Regions from separate parts of the Homo sapiens genome. Here region 2 is linked to region 1. Evidence: chromatin loops called from intact Hi-C (ENCODE). Cell type or tissue: K562. All regions are shown on one strand. Each heading gives the region's core, and the rest is flanking DNA. Links, peaks and the distances in the headings are about the cores only. Region 1 holds the start of LOC105379173 (a long non-coding RNA gene). Region 2 overlaps MEIKIN (meiotic kinetochore factor).

Region 1 (16,971 bases), core at 4,130-12,129:
CAAGTACAGAAAAGGGCTTGATTGGTAAGTTGTGTTTTTGTTGTCTGTGGCATTTAGAGATTAAGTAGTCAAAAAATGGCATTGGGATATCTTGGCCCTGGATTTTATCGTCGCAAAAATTCATTCTCTAACAACCTTTCTTTCCTTCACAAACAAACAAGTTATTTCCCAAAAATTCATGGTTTCTCAAAGACTTTGGAGCAGCTATTCAACCCCATTAAAATGAAAAGTCTGATGTGAAGGTATTTAATTAGAGGGACAAGTTTGTTTGTCTTTTGTTTTTAAGTTCTTTTTGGTTTTATTGAGGAATATCATCGCATTAGTGTGCAATAGTAGTAAAGGGATTATTCTCTTTATCACCTCATAAATTGTTTGGACCACAATTGGTATGCATACGTGGTAGAAACATTGAATCTGCTATTGATTTTAGGTCGTAACAGTGAGAGAAAATGCAATCAGGAAGTCCAGAACATTTTTCAGTATACTCTCTTGGTGTACATCATGAGTGTGCCAACTCCTGTTTGTGAATTCCATTCCAAGCTTTCTTAGTAAACTTTTTTTTTTAGTATTTGGCCATCAAATACTTTTTAAAAATTTCTTTCCTAAACTATATAAATACGTGGATATAAAACTGCTTTTCTACTTATATGGAATGACTCTACTTTGAATTAATATCATAATCAACTGTTAAATTTATGCAACAGTCATGGTGTCGCATTTAACTACTAAAAATGTGAAGGTGAAATGTGCTGATTTTATAGTTACTTGTCAAATTGCATTATAGGTTGGGTTTTTAGCTCATTCATTTTTTTCCAACTTTTTTTTTTTTTTTTGAGATGGACTCTTGCTGTATTGCCCAGGCTGGAGTGCAGTGGCATGACCTCGGCTCACTGCAACCTTCGCCTGCCAGGTTCAAGCAATTCTCCTCTCTCAGCCTCCCAAGTAGCTGGGATTACAGGTGCCTGCCACCATGCCCAGCTAATTTTTTTATTTTTAGTAGAGATGGGGCTTCATGTTGGCCAGGCTGGTCTCAAACTTCTCACCTCAGGTGATCCACCCACTTCGGCCTCCAAAGTGCTGGGATTACAGGCGTGAACCACCGCACCTGGCCAGAAGTAAAGTTCTTGAAGGAATTAGTTCCTCCGTACCAGCAAAGTTAAAGTTTATATGCTAGGACTGAGAACTAATCTGCCCAGGAGTGCCAGAAAACATTGGTTCATGTCTCAGAGAGAAGGTGAAACAGCCCTTAAACAGATGGCCCAAATGTCATTTCTATGTAAAGTCTCCCAGTTTACAGAGAATCGGTGTGTAGGGTGAACTTTTAAATGTTTCTGATATCTTTAGGGCTGGTGTGACTTCAGGAGTTGTCATGTACTTCTGTGATATGGGGGCTGAATTGCAGAAGGAAGCTTGTCATCAGTGTCATCTCCTTCAACTCTCTCGTTCTATTTAATGTTTACAGGACTTAATATAGTTGTTTATGTATTTTAAAAAGAGGTTTGTTTATTAAACTTTTAAAAAATGTTTTTGATCTGCCATCATTCAAGTTTATTCATTTTGTCTATTTTTAAGTTGTATTTTGTCATTGTAATAAGTTTGTGGGGTGGTTTCTTTTTTTTTCCATTTCTTTTTCATTAACATTTTCATTGCTTATTTTTCATGCCAGTGTACTGTGTCACCTCACCCAAGAAGGACGATAGGTATAGGGAGCCACCTCCCACTCCTCCAGGATATTTGGGGATTTCTTTAGCGGACCTAAAGGAAGGACCCCACACACACCTAAAACCTCCAGATTATAGTGTGGCAGTGCAGAGGTCAAAGATGATGCATAACAGCCTCTCTAGACTGCCACCAGCTTCTCTCAGTAGCAACCTCGTGGCCTGTGTTCCATCGAAGATTGTAACTCAGCCTCAGAGGCATAATTTGCAGCCATTCCATCCTAAACTAGGAGATGTGACTGATGCAGATAGCGAAGCAGATGGTATGTTGACAAGCTCTCTTAAAGGCTCTTAAATGAATTGCTGAACACATTAAATGGTCTTTACTTTGGTATTTTATGGTAATTAGTAATTGTTTCTTTAAATGCCTTGAATCTCTGTTAAAAAGTAAGAAGTTCCTGCCGGCAGGGTGCAGTGGCTCACACCTGTAATCCCAGCACTTTGGGAGGCTGAGGCGGGCGAATCACCTGAGGTCGGGAGTTCCTGACCAGCCTGTCCAACATGGAGAAACCCCGTCTCTACTAAAAAAATACAAAATCAGCCAGGCATTATGGCGCATGCCTGTAATCCCAGCTACTCGGGAGGCTGAGGCAGGAGAATTGCTTGAACCTGGGAGGCAGAGATTGCAGTGAGCCAAGATCGCACCATTGCACTCCAGCCTGGACAACAAGAACAAAACTCTGTCTCCAAAAAAAAAAAAAAAGTTCCTAAATATAGTATGGGGGAGTGTTTTGGTTTTGTTTTATTTTTCAAGATAGGGTCTAACTCTGTTGCCCAAGCTTAGAGTGCAGTGGCACAATAATGACTCACTACAGCCTCAGACTCCTGGGCTCAAGCAGTCCTCCCAACTCAGCCTCCCAAGTAGCTGGGACTACAGGTGCACACCAGCATGCCTGGCTCATTGTTAAATTTTTCCTTTGTAGAGACAGGGTCTCACTATATTGACCAGGCTGGTTTTGAACTCCTGGCCTGAAGCAGTCCTCCCACCCCAGCCTCCGAAAGTGTTGGGATTATAGGTGTGAGCCACCACACCCAGCCAATGGTGTGGGTTGTTTGTTTGTTGAGACAAGGTCTTGCTGTGTCACTCAGGCTGGAGTGCAGTGGCATGATCGTGGCTCACTGCAGCCTCAACTTCCTGGTCTCAGGTAATTCTCCCTCCTCAGCCTCCCAAGTAGGTGGGACTACAGGCACACACCACCACACCCAGCTAATTTTTTGTATTTGAGACAGCATTTTACCATGTTGCCCAGGCTGGTCTTGAACTCCTGGACTCAAGCAATCTGCCAGCCTCAGTCTCCCACAAAGTTGGGGTTATGGGTGTGAGCCACTGTACCCCGCACTGATGGTGTATTTTTTAAATGAAATGGGCAAGCTGCCTATTTCTGTGTGCCTAGTACCCTGTGGCTCAAATGGAATATTCTTATCTTTGATGAAACAGTGGCTCAATCTAATGGGATACTTTTAACATTAATGGAATTGTATTTTACCTTAATGCATGGAAACTTGAAACTGTGTTTCAAATGCCAAATTATCTGAAATGATTCTATTGATATAGTTCCTTTTATTAGCAAAAGTCTTGACTGACTTTGTACCTGTGCCAATAGTTTGAGAAATGATTGTTTTATTGAAAATAAATGAAAATTTATGCTTTTAAACAAGAGTAATAAAATGATTAAAAACCATGAAATTCCAGTTTATTGTCAACCTTCAATGTGATCAGAAATCATAGGTATTATTATAATAAAATCTGGGCCTCGATGCAATGTTTGAGAGGATTTCTTTGTTGACATTGATTTTCTAAATAGATAACTAGATTATTAGGATCTCATTAATATGCTGATCTGCCAGTTAATTATATATTTTTTATTTTCAGAAAATGAACAAGTTTCAGCAGTCTAGCCTTTGGATGACCTATTTGAAAACCACTGAAAGTCGTGGAGGAATGGGCAAGAACCACCTCATGATTCTGCAGGCCATTGCTAACGAACAGCTCATTGCTACAACCAGTCCAGAGGTTTTATTCCCTCTACTCCGAGCAATGAAATAGACCTGAGTTATGCTTCCTTTCATTTAATTTCTGCAGATAAATAGTTTCCTGAGCAATGGATGCTATGCCTGGATACCAGTCTCCACTTTGCACGCCGGAACTGCCTTGGGACCACAGTTACAGAAAAAATGTAAACTCAGAGTGATCCTTGTGTATATTGCTATAGATTTTTCTTTAACAAGCTATTTTAAAGATAATGGCATTATTATTTCCAAGCCATAGCTTGGGCTGAAGGACAAATTGAAATTGTCTGCCAATACCAAGGATATTCTTGTATATTTGAAAAATAACTTATTATTTGAATTGTTGTGGTTTTGTTTGTATTTGAGAGCTCTTGTTAGCTGATATTCATGTTTGAGGTCATAAAATTGTCTCTGGTCTGACCAAACAGAAGTCATCTTTACAGAGGTGATATGCTTGATCTACACAGAGATGTGACTTGATCTGTAGCACCAATGCAATGTAGGTCTCAGTTTGAGAGAAATAGGAAGCCCTTTGCAGTTGAGGTGTTAGGAACCTGCTGGTCATGGTGTGGAAGGCCAAATGAAGCTGCCACAGGGTTTCTTGTCAGTCCTTTGGGAAATGGGAGGGAGTAGTTTGGGGAGGAGGGTGGGAACCCTAATTTCCACAGAATGAAATTTTGATGTTAAATGACATGTATACAAATTCTTCCTTAAGTGAAAGTTATGCTGCATCGAATTGTAACTGAAAGTATAGATCCAACAAATAGAGACTGGGTTCTAGAGAGTTCTGGTCTATAGAAACCCAAAACTAAAATCTCTCATAACTCAAGTATGGAATACTTTTTTTAAAGAAATTCTTATCATGGGTGTTGTAATAATGAAGACGAATTTGACTTTATGCAGTGTTCTGCAGCATGCCTCCCCCACATCTCATAGCACCAGGTTGTGTCTGACCTGACATACCCTGCAGCTCTCAGCTGGCTGCAGTAACATTTTGTGGGAGAAAGAGGAGCTGGAGTTACAGAAATGATTGTCTCTTGGTTCTCAGTTTTTAGCCCTTGAGAGGACATACTTTTCCAGCCTCATGGGTATGGCACTCTTAATTAAAATTTCAGTGACTGTTTACTGGATGAGGCAGATTTTTCACATTTTTGCAAATTAAATATATTTTATATATATTAAGTTTAATTTTTTCAGTTTTTTTAATGTAAAAGCAAGTGAAATTTTAATAAACTTCTGTAATTACCAAAAAAAAAAAAAAAAAAAAAGCCAAAGCCATTAACGTGCACTACCCAGATCAACTTGGAGCCAAAAGGGGTTTACTTCTGAATGGCTGTCCGTATGTGTCCACATAGGATTTAGTTGGTTTGTGGCCTCCTTTATAGAAATGTGTTGTCTTTCCCTAGCTGTCTCTGCTGTCTGTCTTCCTGCATATCCCCCTTCATTTTAAAATCATGAATCAGTTGTAAGTGGTAAATGGTAGTAGTTCATCTTTCCCATCAACATGATTGTCTCTTTATTTTAGGAATAATAGCATTTCAAAAATTCCTGTGGTAAAGAAACATTAATCTGAAACTTAAGCCTTAGAAATTAATCGCAGGTATGATAGAATGAGGCTTGGTGGTTCCATAGCTTTCTTGGTCCTTTGAAATGGGAAATAACCTGAACCAAAAATCCTAGTTTGAAAGTTACACTTCAGTGATTTGGCCTATAAACAGTGGTCCTATGATTATACATTTTTTCCTTCACTGATTTGCATAATTTTGTTTTCATGGCCACAGCAAAACAATGTGAAATATATTTTTGCTATACCCACTTTTTTTATCAAATTCAGATGTCTACTCTCACCATTTTATATTCATTTCCCCAGAAAAATGTGCTGTTTTCATAATGTCTTTATTTAGCAGGTCTTTCAAACCAAATGGAAGCCTTACCTGTCTTTGTCCTTAATAGTGTAAATATCTTGCACAGAGTGTTGAGGCCTATGGTTTTGGACTTGCACCTTACAGCTGCCTTTGTTTTATCTATCTAGCTTTAACTGTGAGTGTTCAGATCAGCTGATCACATTGATCAGGAGCCAAAGCCAAATGCTTTGTAGTTTGTTATGTATGTATCCCTTAAAAAATCATGAGGTTTTGATTTTTATATTTTAACTAAGGGTACATTCCTGCCTTCTCTTAGTTTGTCATATGACTAGAACAAGAGAAGTCTTAAGCTGCATTTACTCCAATTCCAGATCTCCATTTGTTTTTGTTTTATAAATTTATAATCTTAATGAAGAGACTAGTGCCCTCTCTTCCTGCCACAACTCTCAATCTGCCAAGACTGTTGAAGCAGTTAACGCTCAGTGCAAACTTTTGCCAAATAGTAAGTTTCAACAAAATATCTTTATAGTGAAAGATTTTGAGAATTAGTAAATCCAGTACATGATTCCATAAAAGCTTATTAAAGTTAATAATTCTAATTTACTCCAAATGATTACTTTCAATATGATCTTTGGGGAGAAAAAGCCTTTAGTGAATTTTCTTGAGGGTGATAAATCACATCATTGCGATCTATATCACCTCCTTGAGAATCTCTCCCAGGCTGAAAATGTGATGGTAATCATGGGTGTTTTTAAGAACAAATCTAATTTTTATCAAGTGTTCTTTCCTCTACAAAAAAGGAAGGAGGAGAAAAAGCTTCCTTAAAACTGATTATTTTGATTCAATTTTAAGTTTCTAAAAAAGGTGATATTAAAGTATATGTATTCCTTCAGCATTACCTTAAAGGCTAGAAAAACGGGATAAATCTTCAGAAAAGTGTCAAAAGTGTCACAGTACATGTTCAAATTTAAACTTGAATCCTGGTTCATCTTTGACTTTTGTTGTGCATTTTTAATGCTTCTTTATTTTTGATACACAGAATGCAGTTGAACTTGATCTTTTAAAATTGAGACATGTAAGCTAATCAGCAAAAGACAGAAACAAAACTGCACATCTGTAATAATCAGATAGCAATTCTACTGCACAATTCATTGATTGTAAGGTATCCTGTAACAAGCAATGTTTGTCTCCTATTTTTTGATACCTCTTAAACTTATGTCTTTTAGAAAGACAGTGCCTCTGTATGCTTTTTGTATTTTTACTGAGTGTAAATATTTGTTATATTTTTGGTTAAGAGAATGTAAAAATACCATTTATTATTATCATATCTACTAATACATTGGTGGAATCAATAAAGAATCTACATTAATCTTCTCTGTACTTAATTATAAATGTATGGAACTGATGAAATAATTACAAACTTAGTCATTCGAGAGTGCCAGTCTGGGACCTGTGTTGGTGTGAAGGCCTTATTTTTTAACTATCCAGAAAAATTGGAGTGGTCCATTTGTTGTTGGTTATGTCAAATCTGTGAAACACCATAGCTATTGTTTAGGTTTAAAAAATTGTGTTTGATGGCATACCAAGTTAACAGTGGCTTAAACTCAATTGGGGCTTGTCTTTTTGTTATTGTTGTCTGTTTCTTTTTCTTCTTACAGTAGAAAAGTCTACAGACAAAACTGTCCGGGGCTGATACTGTAACTCCTCCACGATGCTGTCAAGGATGGCAAAAGTAGGGGTGAAAAGGATAGGCTTAGGTAAGGAAAAGGTGCAAATATGTGTCTCTTTCTACGCAAAGAGAACAAAACAGTAGTTTCCAGAAGCTCCACTTGCATGTTTGTACTTACATCCCATTAGTTAGACCTCTGTTGCATGACTGGTAGCTCCAAGGGTGCCTTGGAAATTATCTATTTTATCTGAGCAATTGATGTTCCTAACAAATTTAGGACTCTTCAGTGAAGAAGGAAAGAATAGATTTCAAATGGGCAGCCAGCTGGGTCTACGAAAGCATGCCTATTGCCCCCTCTTTTGGGCAGTATATGTAAATACAGCCACTTTTATGGGATTAGATCCCAGGACCCTGGCAAAGTAGAAGGAAATTCTACTTTAGCTCCTTTTTTAAAATCTCCTCACAGTTTTCCCTCGGTACCCAGAGAATGTTACTCCCATTATAGCTAAGACTTCTACCTTCTTCCAGTTCACCCCCTCTTCACCAGGTTTTCCCAGGCCATTCTGTCCCCCTGACCATCTCTCCACAGTCTCACTAGTTTCTTTATTTAGAAAATATATTTCTTCACCGGGCATGGTGGCTCACGCCTGTTATCCCAGCACTTTGGGAGGCCGAGGCAGGCGGATCACGAGGTCAGGAGTTCAGGACCAGCCTGGCCAACATGGTGAAACCCCGTTTCTACTAAAAATACAAAAACTAGCGGGGCATGGTGGCGGGGTCGTGTAATCCCAGCTACTTTGGAGGCTGAGGTAGGAGAATCTCTTGAACTCAGGAGGCGGAGGTTGCAGTGAGCCAAGACTGCACCATTGCACTCCAGCCTGGGCAGCGAGCAAAACTGTCTCAAAAAAAAAAAAAAAGAAAAGAAAAAATACACATATTTATATTTGTATCAGATGGCACTGGTGAAATGAAATTTTTTTTAAGTAGAAAATAAGTATAATTGAAAAACGGCTACCCCAAAATATCAAGCTCTAATCCCTGGAGAACTTGTAAATATTACTTTATTTGGAAAAAGGGTCTCTGCAGATGTAATTAAGCATTTTAGAGATGAGATTATGAGTGGGGCCTGAATGCCATCACAAGTGCCCTTGTAAGAGAAACAAAGGAAGATACCAGAAGAAGGCAACATGAAGATGGCAGAGAGGGATGTAGCCACAAGTCGAGTAATGTTGACAGCTTCCAGGAGCTAGAAGAGACAAGGAAGGTATTCTCTCCTAGAGCCTCTAGAGGAAATGGTGCCTTGCCAACATCTTGATTTTGGATTTCTGGCCTCCAAAATGGTGAGATGATGAATTTCTGTTGTCTTAAAGCCACCCGATTTGTTGTAATCTGTTACAGCAACTCTAGGAAACAAATGCAAGTTACTATATATGTCTGATGTCAGAAATCCAGTCCCTGCAGTTAAGGATGTGTTGGTCCAGAAATACACTTCCTTTAACTTCTTCCACCCCCAAGAAGCACTTGATAGACGAAGAGAAGAACTGGCTCTCCCAGAAGGTGCCTCTGGAGAAGCCTGGTCAGCCTATTATTTTTCTCATTTCAGACATTCTGGTAAGTATATACTGGTATCTTGTGGTTTAAATTTTAATAGTGACTAATAATGCTAGGCATCTTTTCAAATACTTATTGACCATTTGGACCATTTTGTGAAGTCTATTCAGGTCTGTAATTGTTTACTATTTGTTGCTACAGTATTGAACTATTGATTTTTATAATGACCTTATATCTAGCTCTCTTGCTCAGTTCATTTATTAATGCTAACAATTTGTGGATTCTCTTGGAATTTTCTGCATACTCATATCTGTTCATAATAACTTATTTATTTCTAGTCATTTTGTATTTTCTTTTCTTGTCTTTTGTTGTTGTTGTTGTTGTTGTTATTGAGACGGAGTCTCGCTCTTTTGCCCAGGCCGGACTGCGTGGTGCTATCTCGGCTCACTGCAAGCTCTGCCTCCCAGGTTCACGCCATTCTCCTGCCTCAGCCTCCCGAGTAGCTGGGACTACAGGCACCCACCACTGCGCCTGGCTAATTTTTCGTATTTTTTTTTTTTTAAGTAGAGACAGAGTTTCACCGTGTTAGCCAGGGTGGTCTCGATCTCCTGACCTCGTGATCCGCCCGCCTCGGCCTCCCAAAGTGCTGGTTTCTTTTCTTGTCTTACTGCACTGGCCAAAATGCCCAGTATAGTGTTGAATAGAAGTGGTCAGAGTGGGCCAGATCCAGTGGCTCACACCTGTAATCCCAGCACCTTGGGAGGCCGAGGTGGGAGGATTGCTTGAGCCCGGGAGTTCGAGACCATCCTGGACAACATGGTGAAACCCCATCTCTACAAAAAATTAGCTGGGTGTGCCAGTGCACAGCTGTGGTCCCAGCTACTTAAAAGGCTTAGTTGGTAGAAGGATCACTTGAGCCTAGGAGGTGAGCTTTGATCACACTACTGCATTCCAGCCTGGGTGACAGAGTGAGACCCTGTCTCAAAAAGTGGTCAGAATGGAATTCCTTTCTTTGTTCCTGATCTCAGCGAGAACGCATTCGGATGTCACCGTTGAGCATAGTGATTGCTGTAGGATTTTGGTGGTATTTATGAGTTTAAGGAAGTTTTATTTATACCTTGCTAAGAAAGTATATGCTGTTGAATTATGTCAAATGCTTTTCTTGAATTTATTGAGATGATCAAATTATTTTTCTCTTACCTGTTAGTCTAGTGAATTAATAATATATTTCATAGTGTTAATTCCTCCGTGTCTACTCCTGCCCTCCTACCTCACCATTCGTTTTGTTAGAATAAACTTCCTACTTAGTCATGTTATTTCTGTGTATCTCTGGATTTATTTTGCAATATTTCTTTCTTTTTTTTTTTTTTCATTTGAGACAGAGTCTCGCTCTGTTGCCCAGGCTGGAGTGCAGTGGCGTGATCTTGGCTCACTGCAAGCTCCGCCTCCTGGGTTCACACCATTCTCCTGCCTCAGCCTCCCGAGTAGCTGGGACTACAGGCTCCTGCCACCACGCCCAGCTAATTTTTTTGTGTTTTTAGTAGAGACAGGATTTCACCGCGTTCGCCCGGATGGTCTCGATCTCCTGACCTCGTGATCCGCCCACCTCAGCCTCCTAAAGTGCTGAGATTACAGGAGTGAGCCACTGCGCCCGGCTGCAATATTTCATTTAGAATTTTAGCATCTGTATTCAAGAGAGAGGTGGTGTATAATTTTCCTTTCTTTTCATACCCTTGTCAGATTTTGGTGTTAATGTAAAAATGTCCTCGTGGAAAGAGCTGGAAGTTGTTTCCTCTTTGTCTATTCTTGGGAGAGTTTATGAAAGATTGAACTGTAGCCCTTTAGCCTCCCTGACTCTTGCCTCTGTCTCTTAAAATCTGGAAAAATTGGTGGACTCTGGTCTGGGTTTCCCCTCCCTTGCATTATGGCCTAGAAATGTTGTTCAGGAAATAAATTCTGGGGCAGCGGCAGGGCTTACCTCTTTTGTTTCATGTTCGGTCAGCAGTTACTGTTCTTCAGTGCCTGATGGCCCGTGTCTTAAGTGACATTGTTTTACCTACGTTGTTCAGTTTTTTAGTTGCTTCAGGCAGGAGGATAGAGTGACAGGTATTCCATCTTGACCAAAAGTAGAAGTCTATATATAAGATTTTAACACAGCTGTCTCAGGAAATGATAGAAGCACACACACACACACACACACACACACACACACACACACACACACACCCCTTCCCACCAAATCAGTAAGGAAATAGTGATTGGAACAACATAGTGAACAAACTTAATCTAATGGGCCTGTATAGAACACTGTATCAATAACTGCAAAATATATGTTATTTACAGATGAACATGGATCATTTATCAAAGTTGAATAAATGTTAGGCCATAAAGAAACTTACTAATAAATTTCAGAGGGCTTAAATCATATAGAGAAGGCAGTCTGATTACAGAAGAACTAAATAAAAATTATGAAATTTGGAAGAAATGTAGCTCCAAATCCAGTGGAAAATGGAAAGTATTTTGAACCGAATTGAAATGAAAATAAGAATATCAGAACCTTTTGGATATGATTACCCAGGCGTGGTGGCGAGTGTCTGTAGTCCCAGCTACTCGGGAGGCTGAGGCACGAGAATTGCTTTTTGAAAAAATAATTGGTAAACCCTTGGTGAAAATGATCAAGGGAAAAAATGGCAGAACTAACCAGTGTTGGAGATGGAAAAGAATTATTATTTGGTGGGCGGGGGTGGGGACAGGATCTTGTTCTGTTGCCCAGGCTGGGGTGCAGTGGTACAGTCATAGCTCATTGCAGCCTCAACCTCAAGTGATCTCCCACCTCGGTCTTCTGAGTAGCTGAGATTACAGGTGTGCCCGGCTACTTATTTATTTTATTTTTTTAAAGAGAAATGAGATATCACTATATTCCCTGGGCTGGTCTTGAATTCCTGAGCTCAAGCAATCCTCCCACCTTGGCCTCCCCAAGTGCTGGCGTTACAGGCATGAGCCACTGTACCCAACCAAAGAATTATTTTATTTATATATATATATTTTTTAATTTATATATATTTTTTATTTATGTATACTTATATATGTGTATATATAAATAAAATATATTTTTTATTTATATATAAAATATATATTTATATATACGTATATATACATGTATATATACGTATACATATATATGTGTATATGTATACGTATATATACATGTATATATACGTATATATAAATATATATTTATGTACATATATGTGTGTGTGTGTGTATATATATATATATATTTTTTTTTTTTTTTTTTTTTTTTTTTTTTTTTTTTTTTTGAGAAGGAGTCTCGCTCTCTCACCCAGGCTGGAGTGCAGTTGCGTGATCTTGGCTCACTGCAACCTCTGCCTCCCAGGTTCAAGCAATTCTCCTGCCTCAGCCTCCTGAGTAATTGGGACTACAGGCGCATGCTACCACACCCGGCTAACTTTTTGTATTTTTAGTAGAGACAGAGTTTCACCGTGTTAGCCAGGATGGTCTTGATCTCCTGACCTTGTGACCCACCCACCTCAGCCAGAATTACTATAATTACAAAGAAATTAGAGAGATATTAAGACACTTTGAGTAAGTAAAATGTACATGAAATATACAAATTCATAGAAAACACAGCTTAACAAAACTATAACAAGATGGAAAACTTCATAGTCCTCTATTAAAGAAATTAAATCCTCTTTAAAAGCTTTTCCACAGAGAAAACTTCAGTCTTGGATGACTTTACTGGTAAGTTCTACCAAACACTTACAGAAGAAATAACAAAGTTGTATAACAAAATTTCAGAAGTAATAAGGATTTCTTTTTTCTTTTTCTTTTTTTTTTTTTTTGAGACAGAGTCTCACTCTGTCACCCAAGCTGGAGTGCAGTGGCACTGTCTTGGCTCACTGCAACCTCCGCCTTCCAGGTTCAAGCGATTCTCCTGCCTCAGCCTCCCAAGCAGCTTGGGATTACAGGTGCGCACCACTGCGCCCGACTGATTTTTGTATGTATTTTTTTTAGTAGCGACAGGGTTTGACCGTGTTGGCCAGGCTGTTCTTGAACTCCTGACCTCAAGTGGTCTGCCCACTTCGGCCTCCCAAAGTGCTGGGATTACAGGCGCCTGGCCAGGATTCCTTAAATAAGGTAAAAGAAAATGTAACTCTAAATGAAGTGATTGATATATTTGACTATACTAGAATGCATTCACCAAAAAACACCATTTACAAAAACAAAAAGCCTGTAGAGTTGGGAAATATATTAATTCATATAACCGTCAAAGGACAGGTGTCCAGGTATGTAAAGTACTTCTGTATACCAAAGAAAAGGAACACCCAATAGAAAAATGGGCAAAAACCTTAATGAAGCACTTCATAAAAGAAAAAATTATCTAATAAACATACAGAGAAGTGCTTTATCTCATTCTGTAAAACTCTGCATAGGTTCGGAATTGGCCATGGCGAAGTGTTAACTGTGCTGCTGTCTAATGTGGAATGTAGTGGCAGATGAACCTGGGAAGAGGAGAAACAAGAAAAGGGCTGAAAGGGGGAAGAGATGGTAGAAGAAAAAAAATACGTTGGATACAGTGGAACCACCAGGTGGCGCCACGCTACAATATGACTCTTGGAAGTCTCCTTTTAAAGAGAGAGCAAGGTAATTTCTTAGTCGTCATTGCAGATGTTTCTGCAGCCAATAGTGAAATATTTGACAAAATTGAAGCATTTCCAAACCAGGAAATGTCATAGAATTTTAGGTTCTAGTTGGATAATCTTTGGATAACAGTGAATGATAGTATGGTATTAGCAATACTCTAATATGTATATTGTTTGTAAATGTGGGCATAGGATTTGCAATACTCAGTAAGCATTGGATTTTTTCAGGGACCACAAGAGAAACCTACCAGAAAATACAAATGGTCCAACTCTGAATGGGAATGAAAAACATACCTGTACAAAATATGCACTAAAAAAAAAAAATCAGAAGTCTAACAATATATATTGAACAACTGTGTATTACAAAGACTCCCTGGCAAGTTCTCATCTGTTCTGACCAGTTGGTATTTTCAGCGTTCTTCTTTCACTTTGGCCATTTTGGTTGGTATGTAATGGTATTGTGGTTTTAGTTTGCATTTCCCTAGTTATTAGTGGGGTTGAGCACCTTTTTCATATTACTATAGGCCATTTCCTCTTTTATGAAATGCCTTTGTAAGTATTCTTTTCTAAATCGATTTCGAGGTGTTCTTTATATATTCTGGATCTGACTCCTTTGTCAGCTATACCTGTGGCAAATAGCTTGTCCCTCTCTGACTTGCTTTGTCATACACTTAATGGTGTCTCTTGAGAAGTTCTTAACTTTAAACTAGAGAAATGTATTATTCTTTTCCTTTATAGTTAGTGCTTTTTGTGTTGCAGGGTTTTTATTAAATCATTTTCTACTGACTTTTTTTTTTTTGAAATGGAGCCTTGTTCTGTAGCCTAGGCTAGAGTGCAGTGGCGCCATCTCAGCTCACTGCAGCCTCTGCCTCCTGGGTTCAAGTGATTCTCCTGCCTCAGCTTCCCGAGTAGCTGGATTTATAGATGTCCACCACCACTCCCGTCTAATTTTTGTATTTTTAGTAGAGACAGGGTTTCACCATGTTGGCCAGGCTAGTCTCAAACTCCTGACCTCAAGTAATCCACCCACCTCAGCCTCCCAAAGTGTTGGAATTACAGGCGTGAGCCACTGCACCCAGCCTTTGTGTTCTGCTTAAGAAGTCCTTACTCTAAGTTCATGATTATATTCTGTGTTACATTTTAAATGTTTTGCCTTTTAAATTTAGCTCTAAAACAGATCTGGAATAGATGTTTATGTGTAGTATGAGGTAGGAGTCAGGTTTCATTCCTCTACCTACAGATTGTTCCTGCACCATTTATTGAAAAGACATTTTGTCTAGTGCACTTCACTGCCATCTTTGCTGTAAATCAAGTGTCCATATATACTTGAGTGTCCAGTATACTTGAGTTTATTTCTGGGGTCTGTATTCTGTTTCATTAGCCTGTTTATTTCTCCATTTTCCAATACCACACTCTTAATTACTCTAGTATTACACATATCAATATCTTAATGAGAAAGTTCTCTAACCCTGTTCTCCTTTTTTGATGTCTTGTATCATTGTATTTCCAAAAAATTTTAGAACCAGCTTACCAACTTACACACAAGTACACTTACACATATGCATACAATTGCAATTTTCATTGTGATTTTCTTGAATCTATATATCATTTTGAAGGAGAGTAACATCTTGAAATTTAGTCTTCTGATCTATGAATGTAGTATATTTCTCCACTTAGATTTTCTATTGCTCTGTTTTATTGTTTTGGTTTAAGAGTTTCATACTTTTTATGTAAGATTTATTTTTAAGCAGTATGTTTGATGCTATTATAAATAGTAGCTTCTAAATTTTCAGTTGTTAATTATTCTCTCTTTTAAGAGATGGTTTCTTGCTCTGTTGCCCAGGCTGGAGTGCAGTGGTGCAATCACAGCTGACTATAGCCTCGACCTCCTCCAAGGTAGAAGGGACTACAAGTGCACACCACATGGACCCAGCTAATTTTTTAATGTTTTTGTAGAGACGGGGTCTACTAATTTTGCCCAAGCTGGTCTTGAACTCCTAGGCTCAAGTGATTCTCCTGCCTTGGCTTTCCAAAGTGTTGGGATTACACTTACGAGCCACTGTGCCCAGACTTTGATTATTTTTTGTCAAATAGAAATAAAATTGATTTTTTAATGTTGTTCCAGTGTCCAACAGTCTTACCAAACTCACTGAATCCTAATAATAATAATAATCTCAGATTTTCTATATAGACATGTAATCTGCAGCTAAAGGCAGTTCTATTTCTTCCTTTCTAATTCTTATGCCTTTTATTTTTTCAGTTACCCAGAACTTCCAATATAATGAATAGAAGTGATGATAGAGAAAAACTGTCAACAATAAATACACTGTGTGCAGTAAGTTTTATGTATTAACTCTTTGTCAGATTAAGAAAGTTCCCTTCGATTTATAATTTGCTGGAACTTTTTAATTATTAATAAATGTCAGACTCTATCAAATGCTTTTTCTGCATGTATTGAAATAATTGTGGGTTCTTGCTCCTTTATTCTATTAACATGTCCCAATTACTATGGCTGTGTAACAAATCAACCCAAAATTTAGTGGCATGAAACAACCATTTATTATGCTTGTTTATTGTTCAGGAATTTGCACAGGGTTTAGAAAAGCTGGCTTTTCTGTGCTCCACAGTGATTAAGGCCTTAGCTGAAAGATTCAGGCTCAGGACAGGAATTATTTGAAAGCTCATAGCTGAGAGTTAATGCTGGCTGTTGTTTGAGGCCTCTATTCCTGACCACGTGAACCTCTCCATGTGATCTCTCCATATGGGCTGTTTTGGCCTGCCTCAGATCATGGAGGTTGAGTTTCAAGGGCAAGTATCGCAAAAGAGAGAGCCAGGCAAGCTGTATCACAGTGTGTCACCCAGGTTCAGTGACAGGGAAGCAGAGGAAATTGTTGATAAAAAGTAACAAGGTTCTAGAAGACCATGTCAGAGAATATTGCTGTGGCTGTTTTTGAAAAATACAGTCTGCCACCCTGGTGTCCTAGTAGTCATGCCCTTTGCCATTTTCTACTGTATCATCCCCTTGGTTATGATTGAGACCTGTGAGTTGCTTCACAGCAATAGAAAATGGCAAAGGTGGTGTAATGTAGCTGCACGATTATGTTACACTGTATAAGACTCCATCTTGCTAGCAAACTAGCTCTAGGCTCTCCTTGGCTTAATGAAGTGCACATGTTGAGGAGGCACATGGGGACATGAACTGCAGGAGGCCTCTAGGAGCTAAGGGAGGACTGCAGCCAATAGTCAGCAAGAAGCCAGAGCCCTCAGCTCCCCAGCCACAGGAAATAGATTCTGTTAACCATTTGCGTGAGATCGAAAGTGGCTTCTTCCCTAGTTAAGCCTAGACAAAAACAGGCTACAGTTCAGTGATCTCTGAAGGTAGTACTGAAAAATTCAGTGTCCTGTTGGATAAGGTGCTCATCCTTTCTAAATTTCAGTTTCCTAATTTTTAATGACAATATTGTTATCTGTAGGGGTTCAAATAAAGTCCATTC
Region 2 (15,077 bases), core at 6,904-14,903, 380 kb before region 1:
ATATTCCTTAGGTTATGAAGTTTTCAAGGAGAAAGCACATAATTGACTTCTTTCTATCTCTATCTCTGATAACATCAGCATAGTGGTAGGGAATAGCAAGATCCTGTATTTGTCAGGATCCTACAAAAGAAAAAGCCAATTTTATATATATGGAAAACATTAAAGAGAGGTTGAAAGTTATAGAGGATAGAATAAGGCCTAACGTATGCAAATTACCATTCCGGAGAGAATAAAACAAGGAATTGACTTATACAGTTATGGAGCTGTAGAAGTATAGCTGGGCAAGTTTGCAAACTGTATGGCAGGCTGGAAACTCTTGGGCAGGAGCCAATGATGCAGTCTACAGATAGATTTCTTTTTGTTCAGATAAACTTCAGTTTTGCTCTTAAGGCCTTTCAACTGATTGAATGAGGCCTACCTATATTATCAGGGATAATCTCCTTGAAGTTTATATAAAGTTTATTGTAGATATTAACCACATCTACAAAATACCTTCACAGCAACGCTTAGATTAGTATTGAACTGAATAATTGTGTAATATATCCTAGGCAAGTTGTCACACACAACTAACCATCACAGCGCATTCCTTATCAACTATGCATCCATTTGCATCTCCTTAAACCATAATTTAATCTCCAGATAAAGACAATAATAAAGTCATACTTTTGCCTAACATGCTACAACTCTCCTGCATAAAACTGAAAATGTGCTAACCCTTTCCCCAGAAGAGGATACAAAGTTTCGGGCAATGTTCACCCTTCTTCTTGCTATCCTGTAACTTAAAAACTGTGATATAAAGTTAACTATTATTAATACATTGTACATCATATGATAAAGGGATAAGAGAGAGAAGAAAACAAAGATACTTGCCTAACTAATCAGGTGATCGTAACAGGTATTTATAACCACCTTCTTCTATTACCCATGCCATATTCCTTCTGCCTTCAGCAGGCACTTCAGATGGTCATGGTTCTTTACCTGGTGGGTGACACAAACTTTATTTCTGATGGGTCTGGGCCATTAGCAGTCCTGCATGGATTGGGTTGTTGTAGTTTTCCATTAACGTTAATCACAGGGTATGATAAAATTAACAGATACCCTAAGAGATCTCCTGTGTTCCAGACATATTCTTCCTTACCACCATTGTGGAGTAGTAGTTCAGATTCTCCTTGGTAGTCCGGATCAGTCGCCCCAGTCAACACCGTAAGTCGCTTCTTAGCCTATTGACTCCAAAGTGACTGGGGGCAGTCTTAACTTCCAGTTTAATAGAATTAGTCTCCTGTGGAGGAATTTCTCCCTTTGGAACTAAGACCTCTAAGCCAGTGGGGCATAAAATTATGAGAACAGGAAGAATAAATTTTGCTAGTGGGTCACCAGGGTTAATAATGCATGGTGCCACTTTTGTTTCTACCCCTTGATTCCTGGCTATGGAGGGAAAAAAAGTACCATTTATTGGATGCTGATTCAGAGCATATATATAGCCCTCTGGAGAACTCTGCCCTCCCTGCAAGTTATTGCCACCTAGCTGGTGCTATAACTGAATCTTCAAAAGGCCATCCCATCATCCTATTAGGCCAGCTTCTTTAGCATGATAAGGAACATAGACCAGTGAATTCCAGGAGCAATGACTCATACTGAAATTCTTTTGCTGTGACGTGAGTTCCTTGATCAGAAGCAATGTTGTATGGAATATGACAATGGGTAAAGCATTCCATGAGACCATGGATGACAATTTTGGCAGAATTTTGTATGAGGAAGGCAAATCTGTATCGAGGGTCTGTTCTAGTAAGAACAAAATGCTACCCCTTCCATGATGGAAGTAGTTCAATGTAATCAACTACAAAGCTGACTGAGCACCCAGAGGAATAGTGCCATACTTGGAGTCAGTGTTGTTGTCTGCTGCTGACTGGTTGGGCCCTCAGCAGTGGCATCCAGGTTGGCCTTGGATAGTGGAAATCCATATTGCTGAGCCTATGTATGACCTCCATTCTTGCCACTGTGGCCACTTTGTTCATGAGCCATGAACAAAGAGGATACCAGTTAGCCTCTTTCCCCAGCCCTGTTCTGACAGAGGTGGCTGGAATAGAGACTGACTGGTTTCCACAGACTTGATTATCCTATATTCACTTCATTATTAAAATCCTCCTCTGCTAAGATCACCTTTGGTGAGAATTTTATGGCATACATCCTTCTTTTCTTTTCTTCTTTTCTTTTTTTTCCCATTGAGAGAGGTCTGTCCTGGGTGGGTGTGATGGCTCATGCCTGTAATCCCACCGCTTTGGGAGGTTGAGGCGAGTGGATCGCTTGAGCCCAAGAGTTTGAGACCAGCCTGGGCAACATTGTGAAACCATCTCTTCAAAAAAATACAGAAATTAGCCAGGTGTGGTGGTGCACTCCTGTAGTTCCAGCTACTTGGGAGGCTGAGGTGGGAGGATCACCTGAGCCCGAGGAGGTGGAAGCTGCAGTAAGCTGTAATCACGCCACTGCACTGCAGCCTGAGCAATAGAGTGAGATCCTGTCTCAAAAAAAAAAAAAAAAGATCTGTCCAATGCCTCCTTTCAAATTTTTCAGTCCACTTGTGATGGATTACTGAGTGTCAACTTGATTGAATTAAAGGATGCAAAGTATTGTTCCTGTGTGTGTCTGTGAGGGTATTGCCAAAGGAGATTAACATTTGAGTCAGTGGACTGGGAGAGGCAGACTCACCCTCAATTTGGTGGGCATCATCTATCTAATCAGCTACCAGCATGCCAGAATAAAAGCAAGCAGAAGAATGTGAAAAGATTAGACTGGTTTAGCCTCCCAACCTACATCTTTCTCTGATGCTGGATGCTTCCTGCCCTCTAACATCGAACTCCAAGTTTTTCAGCTTTGGGACTCGGACTGGCTTCCTTGCTCCTGAGCTTGCAGATGGCCTATTGTGGGACTCTGCGATCATGTGAGTTAATACTCCTTAATAAACTCCCTTTTATGTATATATATTGTATTAGTTCTGTCCTTCAGAGAACCCTGACTAATACAATGTTCTTTCCAAGTCCCTGACCATACAGCCAAATCATTGGCTACCACTCTAGAATACAGTTAAAGATCGGCTGGGCACGGTGGCTCAAGCCTGTAATCCCAGTACTTCGGGAGGCTGAGGCGGGCGGATCATGAGATCAGGAGATCGAGACCGTCCTGGCTAACACAGTGAAACCCCGTCTCTACTAAAAATACAAAAAAATTAGCCGGGCATGGTGGCGGGTGCCTGTAGTCCCAGCTACTCAGGAGGCTGAGGCAGGAGAATGGCGTGAACCCGGGAGGCGGAGCTTTCAGTGAGCCAAGATCATGCCACTGCACTCCAGCCTGGGTGACAAAGCAAGACTCTGTCTCAAAAAAAAAAAAAAAGAATATAGTTAAATATCTGGTTATTTCTCCTTTCAACAAAGCACACAACCGGGTGCACTCCTCTCAGTTCTGCCCACTGGGAGGACTTATCTTCACCAATTTCCTTTAGGGATGTCCCAGAAAGAAATTGTAGGTGCTCTAACTGTCGACTTTAAGGCAGTACCTGCATATCATAGAGAACCATTTGTAAATCAAATATGAGTTTTCTCTTCCTCAGTCAACTGATTGTAGAGAACTCCTCATGTCATCTTCAGAGCAGGCAGTGAGAAAAAAGGTAATGTAGCCAGGGTGGGGGCCATGGACATTTGGGTCACTTCCTCATGTTACTTACTTATGACTTCAGGGCCTGCTCAAGCTCAATTTTACATAAACCACTTCCATTTGATAATGGAGTGCTGCCATTAACACCAAATTTATGACTTGGTAGGTCAGACAGCACATAGTTCATGATAGGCAGTGTGGGTCACATGGTAACTTGATGGCCTATGATTAAGTGCTTAGTTGCTACTAAAATTTGGCAATAAGCCAAAAGCTGTTTCTCAAAAGAGTAGTTTTCCACTGAGGATGGAAGGACTTCACTCCAAAATCCTAAAGGTTCACCCTGGGAGTCACCTGCAGGGACCTGCCAAAGGCTCCAAGCAGCGTTTCTATCTGCCACTAACACTACAAGCACCGTTGGATCTGCTGGATCATTTGGCACAATTTTCAGAGCAGCTCCACAGCAACCTCGACCTATTGCAGATGATTCTCTTGTTCTGGGCCTCCCTTCAAATCTAGCAGCTTTTTAGGTCACTCAGTGAGTGGGCTGGAGTGGCACACCTAAATGAGAAATATGTTAACTCCAACATCCAAAAAAGCTGACTAGGCATTGTGTCTGCCTTTTGGTTATAGGAGGTGCCAGATGCAATACCTAATTCTTCGCCTTAATAGGGATGTCCCTCATACTACTTGACCCCTGGAAATTACAAAGGTGGAAGGCCTTTGGAGACCTACCAATTTCATTGTAGGAATATACCCAACTGTAATGTATATATGTGTCACCAAAAAATATCTACTAGAATATTAATAGCATCAGTGTTCATGATAGCCTCAAGCTGGAAACTATCCAAATGCCCATTAAGTAAAATGGATCAACTATGGTATATTCATTCATTCAAGTGCTATATAGCAGTGAAAATCAACAATATAAAGTTATATGCAACTGTTACATATTACATGTTATATACAAAATTACAAACATAATGATGCGTTTAACAAAGGGTGCCAGACCCAGTAGAGTATATTTAATATTATCTACATACAGTATAAAACTTGGCAAAACTAAACTATAATGGAAATCACGATAGTGGATGCCCTTGTTGGAGTGGGGGCATTACTTGGAAGGGATTACAAGGGGGAATTCTAGGGTGCCGATAATGTTGTGTTTCCTTATGTCAGTGCTGTTTACACAGGTATGTTGTGTTTGTGAAAACCTATCAAGCTGTACATATGTGTACATTTCTGTGTATTTGTTATACTTTAAGAAGAAGTTGGCCGGGCTGGGCGCAGTGGCTTAGGCCTGTAATCCGAGCACTTTGGGAGGCCCAGGCGGGTCAGGAGATCGAGACCATCCTGGCTAACACGGTGAAACCCCATCTCTACTAAAACTACAAAAAATTAGCTGGGCGTGGTGATGGGCACCTGTAGGCCCAGCTATTCAGGAGGCTGAGGCAGGAGGATGGCATGAACCCGGGAGGCAGAGCTGGCAGTGAGCCGAGATCGTGCCACTGCACTCCAGCCTGGGCGAGAGTGAGACTGCATCTCAAAAAAAAAAAGAAGAAGTTGGCTAGGCATGATGGCTCATGCCTGTAATCCCAGCACGTTGGGAGGCCGAGGTGGGCGGATTACCTGAGGTCAGGAGTTCGAGAACAGCCTAGCCAACATGGCGAAACCCTGTCTCTACTAAAAATACAAAAATTAGCTGGGCATGGTTGCAGGTGCCAGGAGGCAGAGGTTGCAGTGAGCCGAGATTGCACCACTGCATACCAGCCTGGATGACAGAGTGAGACTCCGTCTCAAAAATAAAAAATTAAAAAAAAAAAAAAGAAAAGAAAAAGTTTACAAATAACACTAGCAACACTCTTAATTTGATCTTTTTGGCCTGTCATATTAGTTTCTGACGTTAGATATTGTTAAAATTCTGGACTTAAGTATGCAACAAATCAAAACCAAAGTGTGTCTGGGAGGTTCTTTTGAGTGTTCAGACTGAAGTTTTTTAGTTTAATTTACAGAGATAACTGCCCTTAATTCCCCTCCCCATTAATGTTGAACTAATGAACTAACGGTGCCATCTCCTGGCCTCTTTCTAGGCTCTCACCGTAACAGCTGCCTCCTGTTTCCCTTTCAACCTCTGGCCACTTCTCTCTTTCCTTTAGTAAAAATAGCAAAGCACCAAGCTAACTAGTGATCATGTTATTTTAAACATGCAGCAGCCTATTTTTAGTCCTGGCATTTAAAGTTTTAGCTATTTTGGCAGTAATCTAATCAGGACTACAGGGTGAAATTCACTTTTGAATTTCAGTCTAGGACTGTGATCAGTATGATTTTTGTTCATTAATAACTGGCACTATGCTGATTAAATAAAAAACAATGGTGAAAGTGAACCAAAGAGATGTGATAGAGGAGGTGGTGTGGGTAAGTCGTTGGAATAGTGACAGCCAGATAAAGGAGGCTGTAGAAAACATCTAGTCTAAGCTTTCTCAATGCATGGTCCTTCTGACTACCTCACCAGAATAACTACAGACCTGGTAAACTTCAGTCTCTAGAGATGGCACAGGAACCTGCATTTTGAAAGTGATTCCAGTAAGCACAAACATTTGAGAACCATTTCATTAGTCTATTTTACTCATCTTACATATAACAAAAATGACCTGGCCAGGTTAAGTGACTTGCCCAAATGCACAGAGCTTATTACTTGTAGAATCAGAACTAGAACAAGACACTGTAGGAACCCAAGAGAGGACACTTTTAACTTTGAGGTGTTAGAGAAGTCTAATAATACCTTTTGGCTAATCAGACAAAACCTGCAGCTATCCTTATAGTAAATTTTAAGATTTTTTTTTATTCTATTTTGAGCTCCAGAAGAGACGATAAATTATGTGTTATGAATTCATATCTCAGTCTAGTACTGTAGAATCACGGCCTTTAACTGGATGCATATGTTATCTTTAGTGAGAAATTTGATTTTCTAGATAATAATAGCAGGCAGAAGTATCACACAGATATATGACAAATGAAGTGGAAACATATTTATTCGAGTATCCGAAAGATGGTAGTACAAATCACTTAAGAATAGGACATCCCTAAGTTCAAATCCTAACTGTTACATAAGCACATTCCTTAAACTTTCTGAATTTTAGCCTCCTATCTGTAAAATTGGTAAAATAGTAGTTCTTACCTCAAAGAATTGTTGTGAGGACTAGAGATAATCTTTGTAAAGAGTGTGACATATAATAATCACTCATTATGCAATAATTATTTGTTTCTATAGGTTAGGTTAATTTCTCAAGTTTAGCTTTCTTCATCTCCCTTTTGAAAACTGTTCTTTGGTTTTGTTTGTTTTTTTTTTTTTGTTCGTTTGTTTGCTTGTTTTTTGAGACAGAGTCTCACTCTGTTGCCAGGCTGGAGTGCAGTGGCAGCTCACTGCAACCTCCGACTCCCTGGTTCAGGCGATTCTCCTGCCTCAGCCTCCCGAGTAGCTGGGATTACAGGCACGTACCACCACGCCCAGCTAATTTTTGTATTTTTAGTAGAGACAGGGTTTCATCTGTTGTCCAGGAATGTCTTGATCTCCTGACCTCGTGATCCACCTGCCTCAGCCTCCCAAAGTGCTGGGATTACAGGCGTGAGCCACCGCACCCAGCCTGTTCTTTGGTTTTTATCAAATTGCAAAAAGCCTAAAATATGCTGACTGGTTAGCGTCATTGATGGTAAATTGGGTTATGCCACCTCATGTAAAGAATATGTCAGGTAAGTGTGTATAGTCTTTGACACAGAACCATTGTTCTAGTGAAAATAAAGAGATGAAGTATGCCAGCCAGTGCCTTGGGGATAAAGAAATCCAACTAGTTTGCCATCGTGGAGGCCTTTTAAGTCTGTTGTTTTAGTGTCATATGGTTATAGAATGAAAAGATGAAGTTCTCCAGTTATTTGGTTCACTCATTCAGCAAACATTTATTGAGTCTGGATATCATATGCTAGAAATAGTTGCTGGTGATATTGAGATAAAGACATAGTTGTCTTTATAAAGTTTATAGTCTCATAGAGGAAGTCAGATATGTAAAACAAGCCCAATAGAGGTATATATGTGTTTTTGTTTTTGTTTGTTTGAGACAGAGTGTTGCTCTGTCGCCCATGCTGGAGTGCAGTGGTGTGATCACAGCTCACTGTAGCCTCGACCTTCCAGGCTCCAGCGATTCTGCCACGTAGCTAGGACTACAGGCAGGTGCTACCATGCCTACCTAATCTTTATGTATTTTGTAGAGACTGGGTTTCACCATGATGCCCAGGCTGATCTCGTACTCCTGGGCTCAAGCAATCTGCTCACCTTGGCCTCCCAGAGTGCTGGGATTACAAGCATGAGACACCACACTTGGCCCAAATTTACTTTTTACTTGCTCATTCTCACAGGAAGTATAGGGGTGATTTGAGAAAAAGAAATGACCCTAGAAACAAAAAGGCCAAGTGGGAGTTTTGCAAAAGTTCCAGTGAGCAAAGTTGAAAAAATAAGTATCTGAGCTAGTGTATCTCAAAATGTGGTGCTCAGGCCACCAGAGGAACTTATAAATAATGCAGATTCCCAAGTAATCGCCTCAGGGATCTGATTTAGGATTTTTGTAGGATTTAGGAGAACCAGTTTAAACTAGAAATTTTTTATTGGTATAATTGACAGGGCTTAGTGACTAACATAGGTACTGGTGCAGCGTAGTAAGAAAGAATGGTAGTTAGAGATGACTTTTGGGTCTCTAGTATTGTAAAGCATCAGAAATGATGCACTGTAGGTGATGGTGAGGGAGAATATAGGTCATGGCCTTGGATGTGTATTTGAAGACTGAGAATTTGAAGGGTAGGTGAGATAAGATAGTTGGGTGGGCTGATTACCCATTTGGGAAGTTACCCAGAAGTTCATGTGGAGAGGATGACTGTGAACCATTTTGCAAAGTCTTTAATGAGCGAGCAGTGTCTGAGGTCAGTAAACAGGGAGGAGTAGAGAGTAGTAGGTATAGCCAGCACTTCCCAGACTTTAATGTACTTGTGAATTGCTTGAGGATCTTGTTAAAATGGAGACTTTGATTTAGTACTTTTAGAATGGGACTGCTGATTCTACATTTCTCACAACCTTTTAGGTGATGCTGACATAACTGGTCCATGGACCCCACTTTGAATAGCAAAGATACAGGTGTCTGGTTCTCAGCTTAGCTGCACATCATACCTTCCTGGTTGTCTGATATGTGGGTCCCTTATCTAATTGGTATGGAAGATGGCCTAGATATCAGGATTTTAAAATCCTAGGTAGTTTTAGATGCAACAAAATTTCAGAGCCATTGATATCGGCTGATTTGGCCAGAGGATGAGGTATATGATAGTATGAAAGTGGCAGTGTTAACTAGGTAAAGCTGGTTCCACTCTGGATCTCTTGGCACAAGATGTGGGGGCAAAGGCCCCAGAATCAATCCTGTCTTCGGGATGGAACCTGGGTTCAACTGTAATAAAGGTTAGGAAAATGCAAAGGAAGGATGGGCAAGAGAATATGAGAGGCGACTTCCTGGGTGGTGGCTGAGGACAGGGTCATGAAAAGCACAACTGGATCAAGTGCTCCAGGTTACAAGGCTGGGGTTAAAGGCTCTGTGATGGCCACTGACAGCAATTTTTGCTGGGCTTTCCACCAGAATGTTATTGAGCAGATCTCCTTGCTTCTCCAAAGAGAACATGTCCTCAGCATGTCCTAGAAGGGATGAGCCAAATATTCCTTTTTTTTTTTAAATGGCCTCTGGATTTGTTTCCTAAGGCTTGATGGGCTGAAACTAGAGTGACCTGGGCATTAAGTGCTCTCTCCCCTGCAGACTGGTTATTAGTAAGTATTGGACACCTGCTTGTATACAAAGTAATCTATTGTTATTTTTTTTTCTCCAGATATCATAATAAAAATGGCATGAAAAAACAGCTGTGGCTGAATTTTCACCACTTTGAAGACAGGAGTGTGAAGTCAAAGTCTATAAAGCAGAATGTCTGCCTGAAATTATATGAAATTAAAAATTAAAAATTCTCCAGTTATTTGTGATATATCTCTATGTTGAAATTCTACTGAGGTTCTTGTCATTTACTTTTAATCAGTTAAGAAAAAAAATTATTCCATATGCTTCTTAAATATATGTATTTATATTAAAAGATAAAGAACCAAATCATTGGTATTAGAAGACTGTAAACTAAAATAGATGGTTTTAGCTATTTATAAAGAGGCTTCATCCCTGAGAGGTCTGAGAAGGAAAAAAGAAAGACAATGCCAGGGTACAATGTAACTTCCTTTGATTGTTTTTTTTTCTTCAAAGTTTATCGCTAGTACGATTAAAAGTAGTAAATCTTTCTCTAAAGCAATGTAGAGAAAAACAAAAACAAACAACAAAACAAAAAAGTAGTGAAGTTATTGAAGTGCTAAAAATGAAAATGCTTATATTATGAGCTATTTATAACAGAACTTAATTGAAACCACATGAGTGAGAGACCTAATTTCAGGTCTGACTGAAAGAAACTCTATACTCAAGGTTTGCTGAAGTAGGGAATGTATAATATGTATAATCAGTCCTACACTATTTAATACATTACCTTATCCCCCCCCAAAAAACCTTCTTTAGCTAATACTATCTGTAGGATTTTTAAAAATTTGGTAATATAACTTGCAGTATCTCAACAATTCCCTTCTTAAAAAGCAATGATCCTGTACAGTGAACAGAGTCCAGTTGTATAACTTGGAGAGATTTTAACTTGATTAGTCCTTGATGCTAAAGGGCTTTACTAATATTATACATTCATAAGAGTCAAATTTTCAAAACTTCAGGATTAAGAAAGATTGTAACATCTATGAGTTATTTTGCAGTTAAATAATCTGTATAGTATTTATTTTTAACAAGGCATCCCTATGAAGGTACTCTTATAATGATTTGACAAGGCTTTAAGCCACTAACAAAGCTATTTGTGATTTTGTGATTTCATCTGAAGATGAAATATGGAAAAGTTGTGAAGAAACATAGATGAGAACGTTAACGATGGAGACTAGCATAAAATTTAGACCTGTATTCTAAATTAATACTCAACTAAGTCAGCAACTCTTGTGGTGGTTTTAAAAGAAGAAATGTGATAAGCAGTGGGGAAGTAAGGAATGAAATAGAAGCCCTCTTCTCTGCCTTCAAGCAGTTTATATTTCAAGTGGGATGTGAGAGAATGAGAATGAATTATTTGCTAGTTTCTAATCAGGTGATAGGTTCCTGTGAGAAGGAAAGATACTTGATTCTTGGATTGGGCCTGGTGGGGTGGAAGAAATAAACATTTGATGGTTTCACATTGCTGATGAAGAAAATATAGGTAGCTCTGAGAGGTAAATGTTTGGCCAGGGCTATGTAATTTAGGAAGTGATGGAGCCAAGATACGGGGCAGGAGTATTTGAATATAATATTTTTTTCCTTCTCCCCAGAAAAGGCACATTCAATGTTTTTGTTTTATAGACTGCAGCACAAGGAAAGGTCAGAGGGAGGAAGGAATTGGAATTGGCATTGGCATTCAAGGCTTAGGAGTGGAGGATATAACAACTTCAATTATGATTAAGAGCAAGGAATGGCTGGGTGCGGTGGCTCACCCCTGTAATCCCAGCACTTTGGGAGGCCGAGGCAGGCGGATCACGAGGTCAGGAGATTGAGACCATCCTGGCTAACACGGTGAAACCCCGCCTCTACTAAAAATACCAAAAATTAGCCAGGCATGGTGGCGGGCACCTGTAGTCCCCGCTACTTGGGAGGCTGAGGCGAGAGAATGGCATGAACCCGGGAGGCAGAGCTGGCAGTGAGCCGAGACCACGCCACTGCACTCCAGCCTGGGTGACAGAGCAAGACTCTGTCTCAAAGAAAAAAAAAAAAAAAAAAGTAAAGCAGAAGAAGCCTGCTGGCTGGTGACATGAGAAGTCCAAAGAGGAATCCTATTGGCAAGTCCTTGGAAAAGGTTGTATGCGTAATCTTTACATCTGTTCCAGGCCTCAGAGGTCTTTCAGTGAATCTCCCTGGAAGAATATGAAAAAAGGAATTCATCTCTTTCTGGGATGAGGGATTCATAGTTTTTATCTATTTTCAGTGTAGTCTGCGATCTAAAAAAGGTTAATGAAACAACCTTTTTACTTCAGCATGTAACTAAACTTTATTTTTAAGCATTTAAAATTATATCTTAAAATTTTATCTCATTAAAAACAAATCTCAGGTCATAAGTACCTCAAAAGTTCAGTTAAAAGTGCATGAAAGAGCCAGGCACAGTGGCTCATGCCTATAATCCCAGCACTTTGGGAGGCTGAAGCAAGCAGATCACTTGAGCCCAGGAGTTTGAGACCAGGTTGGGCAACGTAGGGAGACTCCATCTCTACAAAAAAAGTACAAAAATTAGCTGGGAGTGGTGGTGCTTGCCTGTAGTCTCAGCTACTCGGGAGTCTGAGGTAGGAAAATTGCTTGAGCCCAGGAGGCAGGGCTGCAGTGAGCCATGGTCGTGCCACTGCACTCCTGCCTGGGTGACAGAGCAAGACCCTATCTCAAAAAAAAAAAAAAAAAAAGTACATGAAAGTTGATGTCATTTCCATTTTTAACTAGAACTTTTTTTCCCACCTCTCCAAGATATCATTCATCATGGTTTGTTCAGTAATGAATAGCCTTTTATGTTGTGTATATAGCATATATGTTTATATAAAGGTGTGATGCCCAAACTTTCCAGATAAGTTATCTTCAACCTCTCCTGCTCTACTCTTATTTTCTAACCAGAATTTTAAAATGTTTCATCATCTTACATGTTAAATCCTACCTTGACTCCATATGTTTTTCTAGCTAGCCTATCATTCTTCATCCGTTTGTATTCATGTTTCCTAAAGAGCGTGCTTTCTACTTTGTCACAGACCCCTCACCTTTCACCCTTCCTAAACATACCCAAACACACATAATTTGGCCTTAGCTTTGTTTCTCCGCTGACATTGTTCCCCTTAAGGCTCCCAGCAACCTCCTTGATGCTAATCTAAGGGGTATTTTTCAGTTCTCATCTTACCCAACTTCTTCCAGCTAATGATGTTATAGACTAGTACTTTCTTCCTAAAAGCCTCCAGAAAAGAATGACTTCTCTGAAACATTACCCTCCAGGCTTTCATCTCATCTTTAGCTCACTCTTTTCCATTTCTTACAAAGGCTCCTTTTTTTCTGCCCAATCTTTAAGTTTTGGTGTTTCCTGGGGTTCTGTTCTGGGGCATCTTCTCATGCAACACTTGCACTGGGTGATCTCATATACTCATGGCTTAGTTACCATCTCTGTGCAGCTGACCCCAAGTTTTTGTCTCTGTTATGGATATTGGTAGTGGACATGTGTGGTGACTTCCCCTGCATCTATCCATTGCCTTTCTAACTTTATCCTAAGTGGATTTTACATTTCTCAGCCATATGGTTTAGGTGGGATTGATCCCACCCATAGTTCCAGGGGTAGGCCTTTAATGGCATAAGCCAATGCATGTTAGCCTTCTCAACTCTGGCACAGTAATTGGTTCAGTGATGGGTCCAATGCCTAAAATGATCCTATTGGGATTAAATATCAGAGTTTTTTTCTTGGAATGCTGGGACAGACTTTTCTTTTTCTCTTGGACTTTCATCTGAAAGGATATATCCTGGAAGCTGCTGGCAGCCAGCTTATGTCCATGTTTGGAAACACTGCCTGGAATAGAGTCTGCACAGAGAAATTAGAGATGAGAAGAAGAAACTGAATTCTCGATACCATTGATGCAGTCCTTGGATAAAGCTGTGCCTGAACTGTTCATCTACACTAGATCCAGTTATGAGAGCTAATCAATTTCATTCTTTGCTTACGCTAGTTTTGTTTGGGTTTTCTATCATGTGCAATGTAGAACATCCTGACTAATGGACTCAATCAAAATCTTTCTAGAGTTTCCCGCATCATAGCATTTATCAAAATGTACTATAATTGCCTGTCCATTTTTTATTTTTATTTTGTATTTTTTGTGACAGAGCCTTGCTCTTTGTCACCCAGGCTGGAGTGCAGTGGCACAATCTCGGATCACTGCAACCTCCGCCTCCTGGGTTAAAGCGATTCTCTTGCCTCAATCTCCTGAGTAGTAGCTTGGACTACTACTGCTGGTAGCTGTGCACCATCATGCCTGGCTAATTTTTGTATTTTTAGTACAGACAAGGGTTTTGCCATGTTGGCCAGGCACGTCTTCAACTCCTGACCTCAAGTGATCCACCTGCCTTGACCTCCCAAAGTGTTGGGATTAACAAGCGTGAGCCACTGCACCCAGCCTGTCAATTGTTTTTTTCTCCCTAGACTGTAAGGTCCTTGATGCAGAAACTATGTCTTGTTCTTTATTGTATTGCTCGATTCTAGCACAGATACATATTAAGCATATTAAATGTTTGGAAAATATTTTTTGAAATAATTTTTGTCATAGTTTTGTGCACTTATAATAGAATTCAAGATGAGGATTTCAAGCCAATTTATATTTGAAGGAAAAGTTTGATTCCCTGAAATAACTTATGACAATCTGTAATAGCTTTTTTGTTATTTAGTTTCTTAAGGGCAGGGCCTGTACCCATCTTGTTCATATTGTATTCCTAGCACTTGGAACATAGTAGGTGCTTATTTTCACCATCCCTATTAGGTTGTTTCTGTTGCATACAAAATTCTCTACTATCTTCCATCTTAAAACAAAAGAAAACCAATTGTCCCTTTCCATCTCCTCTCTGCTCCCCATCTCAGCAAAAAAAGAGGAGTTGTCTGCATTTGCTTTACCACTTCCATTTTGCCCCCTTTATCTTTTGGAAACTGCTTCAGGCTTTCACTCACATTACTCCATTGAAACTGTTCTTGTGAAGATACCCATATTGACAAATCTAATGAACACTTGAATTTTCAGCATCATTCAACACAGTTGACTCATTTCTTTTTAGAGACATTTTCTTCTCTTGTCTTACTGCTGCTCCTTCTCATTCTTCTATGTTGGATCTTTCTCTTCCAGACCTGTAAGTGTTATCCTCTTTGGGTCTTAGTTCTGAACCCTCTTTTTTATATATACACTCCCTTCACGTAAAGTCATCCATTCCATTATTTTAAATTCTGTCAGCCGGGCGCGGTGGCTCACGCCTGTAATCCTGGCACTTTGGGAGGCAGAGGTGGGCGGATCACGAGGTCAGGAGATCGAGACCATCCTGGCTAACACAGTGAAACTCCATCTCTACTAAAAATACAAAAAAAAAAAAAAAAATTAGCTAGGCATGGTGGTGGGCGCCTGTAGTCCCAGCTACTGGGGAGGCTGAGGCAGGAGAATGGTGTTAACCTGGGAGGCAGAGCTTGCAGTGAGCCAAGATCGTGCCACTGTACTCCAGCCTGGGAGACAGAGTGAGACTCTGTCT

The links. A loop is a pair of places that touch in the nucleus more often than their neighbours do. Peaks named below come from ENCODE experiments on the same cell type or tissue, not always from the same donor. Only the 100,000 strongest peaks of a DNase experiment are listed, where the experiment ranks them.
Region 2: a loop joins it to region 1, with 2.5 times the contacts of the local background. A loop is called at or near these places in 6 of 110 quality-filtered maps.

The regions. Positions count from the first base shown.
Region 1 is chr5:131,413,912-131,430,882 of GRCh38, reverse strand. It overlaps RAPGEF6 (Rap guanine nucleotide exchange factor 6), which reads left to right. Exons shown (of 28, transcript NM_016340.6): 26 at 1-24; 27 at 1,667-1,981; 28 at 3,592-6,962. The coding sequence ends at 3,617. It overlaps LOC105379173 (a long non-coding RNA gene), which reads left to right and starts at 8,181. Exons shown (of 3, transcript XR_007058929.1): 1 at 8,181-8,873; 2 at 13,706-15,812. In K562, for the core only: a CTCF peak has its summit at 7,606; no DNase peak of the experiment used is centred there.
Region 2 is chr5:131,801,740-131,816,816 of GRCh38, reverse strand. It overlaps MEIKIN (meiotic kinetochore factor), which reads left to right. Exons shown (of 13, transcript NM_001303622.2): 13 at 9,559-9,827. The coding sequence ends at 9,581. Among named protein-coding and RNA genes, the nearest start is that of FNIP1, 12 kb to the right of the region's middle. In K562, for the core only: no CTCF peak of the experiment used is centred there; no DNase peak of the experiment used is centred there.